Regions from separate parts of the Mus musculus genome. Here region 2 is linked to region 1. A link is a loop called in an ENCODE intact Hi-C map of the cell type or tissue named here. Cell type or tissue: heart. All regions are shown on one strand.

Region 1 (2,500 bases):
GTCTTGCAAGGCAAACGCTTTTACCTGCTGAATCATCTTGACTGCCATTATTATTATTATTATTATTATTATTATTATTATTATTTTGAGGTAGTCTTGCAATATACCCAGACTGTCCTCAAACTCTCAGCCCTCCTGCCTGAGCCATCACCTGAGAGCCACGTATATGTCACCAAATCAGGCCGAGGTTTAGGGTGTTTAAGGCCACTGCCAAACTGTGAACTTAAAACAGCCTTACTCCGGAGCATTGATGGATCTAATTGCTGGGGCACAGCATCCTTCTCACAGAATCTAGCAACTTGGAGATGGGGTTGAGTGAGGATAAAGTAGTTGCAGGTTGCACTGCATTTTTACACATCATTCCAATTTGTTGAAGCACTCTGATCCACACTAGGCACAGAGGATGTGAGATAACCATGACACCCCGCTTCCATCCCCCAATTTAGCCTTTCTAATCAACTCACTCATCACCCTAGCCTGGGAGGTACCACAGAATGAGCAGATTAAGGAAAACCAGAAGGCAAATTTCCCAAAGGTGACATTCACTGACGGCAATTCCGCAGTAGACCGCGTGTCTCAGGCCCCTGTCCTCAGGGTGTAAAGTACTCGCCCCTGCGCGCTGAGTGGCACTCAGGTGACTCATTAAACTTCTCCAGGTGAACGGAAGACAGGAATCGGTCCAGGTGGGGCAAAACAGCACGGATAACGTTTTCAGAGTCAGGCGCTGCCTCAAGCACTGGGGTTGTGCTGGAGCGGGACGCTGTCCCACCGTTTTGGCCTAATTCAGAGCCCGGGACACAGGACGACTTTACAAGAACTTTTGAGTATCTTGATTTCAAATAGAGAAGGATCACGAAAGGAGATCCGCGGTCAGAAGGATTAAAAAGTTCTTAAGGACATGAAAACTTTCGCAAAAGTTTTCCAGGAAAAGGCGGCCGCGCCTAACAGAAGTAGCCGAGGAGGCCGCCGCCCCGGGAACCGGAGGGGACGATGAGTCCCTGCGGCTGCAGCGGGGGAGAGGGCGCGAGGCGGGCCGCCGCATGAGGTCACTTGGCACCCAACCAGCAGCAGCTGCGCCGCGGAGAGAGGCGGTGTCAGGCTCCGGCTCCAGGGACCTTCCCCGCCCACCCCCTGAGGGGCGTGGCTTCGGGGGGACCTCCCGGCCAATCCGCGCTGCCCAGCCTAGGCCGCGCCCCCAGCGCCCTCCAGGCTCCCTAGTGGTCGGTCCGTGGAAGCTAGAGCGCTCCGCTGTCTTCCTCGCCTGAGGCCACGCCCCCAGCTGTGGCCCGCCCATTTCCCCCCCACCCCTGCAGGATCCTGGCCACTGCTCCGCCCACGCCCCGCCCATAGGGCTCCGCCCAGCGGTTTGAAGCGGCCGGGACCGCAACCCCCTCAGAGTCGCGCGCGAGGCGTGAGGCGGTGCTGAGGATCTGAGGCCACGGGCAGCCAGACGCCGGGACTGTCCAGCGAACGAGCAAGCCAGCGAGTGAGCGAGCGGCGGGAACCCGCAGCCACAGCAGCCCCGGAGCCACAGCCGCAGCCGCCGTCCGCGGAGCCCAGCCCAACCGGCCATGGCGCTGTCGATGCCCCTGAACGGGCTGAAGGAGGAGGACAAAGAGCCCCTCATCGAGCTCTTCGTCAAGGTGAGCGCTCACCGTCCCGAGCGACGCGGGCTGACGTCCCCGCACCCCGAAGCGCCCCCACGCGGCATCCCCGCAGCCCGAGGCGGCGCCGTACCTCCCGCGCTCATTCCCATTGTCTGGGCTCCGCGCCTTCCCGCCTCGCAGCGGGACCTTGGCGGACCCTGCGGGCGCGGCGACAGGGAGGCGACTCCGCAGGGCGGGACGCGCCTCAGCTGCGCCGCGTGGGTACTGTCACCCTCCTCGCCGTGTCCGACCCCACCCCGCCGCGAGCCCCAGCCTCGGGCCGCGGGGCTGATAGCTCACCCAACTTACTGGAACGCTAGCGCCTGGCCCGGGTGAAACTGAAACTTTAACTTTGATACAATGTTAAATAAAGTAAAGGGGAGGAGGGACCCGGGAGCCGTAAACCCAGCAGTTGGGAAAAGTGGTCTAGGGAAGATCCCGAGTTCAGAGCCAGCCTTGGCTGCTTAGTAAACCCAGGGCAAGCCTGGGATAGGAGGGACCCTCATCCCAGCCCTCCTCCCGCATGGGGGAGGGGAGAATTTTTTTAATGCGGGCGTGGTGACTCGGCTATGACCCAGCAGTAGAGGCTTGAGGAGTCCCTCGAGTTCGAGGCCAGCCTGGGTTACAAATGTGAGCCTCCGGACACACACCCAAAACCCAGGCAACTAACTGCAAAGAAGAAGAAAAAAAAAAAAAAAGGAAAAGAAAAGAAAAAGCGAAAAGAAGGGTGGATGCCCCAAGGCTTCCGGAAAATACAGAGATTCCCGACTTGGGTTTTCCTGTCCGGTGTTTTACCACCATCTGGTTTTCTTGTTTCTCTAGCGCGCCTGTTTTCACATGATGCAACCTTTTGG
Region 2 (2,500 bases), 53 kb after region 1:
ATCGGTCTATCTTTTGGTAACAGGTACAAGTTGGCCGGGAGTAGGTTTATGTAACCTAAGCACTAAGAGAGAAGTGAACCAGGCGTGTGGTGCGCATCTTTAATCCCACCGCTACTGGGGCAAAGGGCGGCTAAGGTGATGCTGTGAGACCATATCTCAAAATTAAACTATCCACCCAGAGTTTCTCACGTACTAGCTGAGAGCTCTAACACTGAGCTATACCCTCGCTCAATTGTGTATGTATTTTAACAACAGGAATGTTGATAACACATTTAACACTTCTGCCTTGAATCTGCCCGTTCAAACATGTAAGTAACAGAGCAAGTTATGTTTATTGGAAAAGCTAAGGTTGACAGGGATAATTTTTAAAAGATAGGATCTTTTCGTTCTTTGAGACTGTCACACATGCACACAATGTACTTTGGTCCTGTTCACTCCTCTCCTCCCACCAACTCTACCAGATCCACCCCATCTCCCCACACTTCCAGCTTCAGGTTTTGTTTTTAGCAATCCACTGTTTACAATTTTCTGTTCACATCTTCCTGGGTGTGGGGCTGTGCACTGGAGCATGGGTGACCTACCAGTAGCCACACCTGCAGAGAAAACTGACTCAGCCAGGGATGGGGGTTCACAAGTCTCCCCATTCCCATGCAGAAATGCTTTGTGCAGGTGACCCCAGCTACCGTGAGTTTGTGAGTATAGGGTCCCGTTGTGTTCAGAAAATATTTCTCTGATCCTTCCTGACTTACAACAGGGGAATAGTTGAATGAATATAATTTCAGTATGTAATTCAATAACAGATCCAAGGTGACTGGGAGTCATTTTATATAAAACAGTGAGTGGTGTAGTGCACTTGCACGTTCATATTATTGTGCATTATAAATGCTTCCTGCCACTGATCCCAGCACTCTGGGGGCCGAGCAGGAAATGGCCGGGCATTCCAGACTAGGCTGGCTACAGAGTGATCTCCTGGGCACCCCCACATCCCTTCAAGTCATTCCATGTCCAAACAAGTCTGCCTCTGGCTTTATAAATTCTTATTTATATATTCTTCTTATTTAATAGGAATTCTATTTGCCATTTCCCAGTTGTTGGACCTTGTAGATGGCCTCTTTGACTATGCTATCGGGTATTGCCCTTGAGCTAGGTTACAGGTAGGTGTGGGAAGGTTTGCACCTTTCCTCGTCCTTTTGAGACGGTGTCTTACTGTTGGCTGCAGCTCTCCTGGATGCAGATTATAGCCCGTACCACCATCTCTAGCTACTTTATGCATTTTGCCAAAATTTCAAAGTCTGTACCAGTTTGTATTTCCACGAACTGCAGGTGTTCATTTCCATATTTTCTTAGGCCAAAAGTATTATTTTTAATTTTAATATAATTAATTTTCAGCTGTGTATACTATACTGCTTTTTTGTTTGTGTTTTGAATAGCTTCTTAGAGATAGAGATGGAGTGCTAAGCAGCCCTCCTAGCTTCTAGACAGATGACTTTCTGCTGCTCTGCTGCTGCCCCCCAGTGGTTGGTCTCGGTGTGCTGAACTTCACAACTTCGTTCCTTTCATTTTGGAACCTCCTAGTTAGTACCTGTGTCTTTTTTTCATTGGTCATACCTTATGATGATAAATTATTATTAATAATGATTAGCATAGGGGCTGGAGAGATGGCTCAGCGGTTAAGAGCACTGGTTGTTCTTTCAGAGGACATAGATTTAATCCCTAGCACTCACATCACAGCTCACAACTCTCTGTAACTCCACTCTCAGGATGTCCAGTACACACATGGTATACAGACACATATGTAGGCAGAACAACCCATACACATGGGATAAAAATAAAAGTTTAAAACCATTTAAAAATAATGGTTAACACAAACTATAACTGATTTTCCTCTCAGTTTTCACTGGTTTTTATTCAGTCTTAGGGTTCTCTTAAGATCCCAGTACTTGGAAGGCAAAGGCAGATGGATCTCTGAGTTCGAGGCCTGCCTGGTCTACAGAGGGAGTGGAGAGAGCTCCTATTGTCCGTGTTTTTTCTATGCTGTCCCTGCTCCCTCCTAAGGCTTCCTGGCCTTGTCTTTCCAGCTGCACACAACTGGCTTAGTCCAAGTTTGAGTCATGACAGTCGTAGCATTTCAGTCCACTTGGCTCTTATGGAGGCTGCTGCCAGTCCATCCTGTAACTGACTTTGTAGTCTGAACTCGTGCCTTGGGTAAGGCAGGGCTGTTCTTGGGCGCTCGTGTTAGCAGGCAGGCTGAGAGCCCTGGCTCCCAGGCTCTCTGTTTAGGTTGTGTGCACGGGTCTTGGTGCCCTTGACACATTTCTTCGTGAGCAGGATTATGCTTTCTGTCTTGGAAGACTTTCTCCTAGCTCTGAATTAGTAGACTTGCCTTTCCCCATATATCGTTGCAGTTTACCTGTTAGTGGGATTGGGCCACGGCTTGCTGGTGAGGGCCACAAACCATGCAGACGGTTTTGTTGGTTGGCAGGATAGACCTCTCTCCTTC

What was found. A loop is a pair of places that touch in the nucleus more often than their neighbours do. Peaks named below come from ENCODE experiments on the same cell type or tissue, not always from the same donor. Only the 100,000 strongest peaks of a DNase experiment are listed, where the experiment ranks them.
Region 2: it touches region 1 in a loop (4-fold over the local background); 21 of 42 quality-filtered maps call a loop at or near these places.

Annotation. Positions count from the first base shown.
Region 1 is chr4:135,271,661-135,274,160 of GRCm38, reverse strand. It overlaps Clic4 (chloride intracellular channel 4 (mitochondrial)), which reads left to right and starts at 1,401. Exons shown (of 6, transcript NM_013885.2): 1 at 1,401-1,643. The coding sequence starts at 1,572. In heart, CTCF peaks have their summits at 1,200 and 1,739; DNase peaks (open chromatin) are centred at 1,230, 1,890 and 2,180; H3K4me3 peaks cover 2,203 bases; H3K27ac peaks cover 2,308 bases.
Region 2 is chr4:135,218,838-135,221,337 of GRCm38, reverse strand. The region is part of intron 4 of Clic4 (chloride intracellular channel 4 (mitochondrial)); the gene reads left to right. Among named protein-coding and RNA genes, the nearest start is that of Clic4, 53 kb to the left of the region's middle. In heart, a CTCF peak has its summit at 1,518 (motif pointing left); no DNase peak of the experiment used is centred here.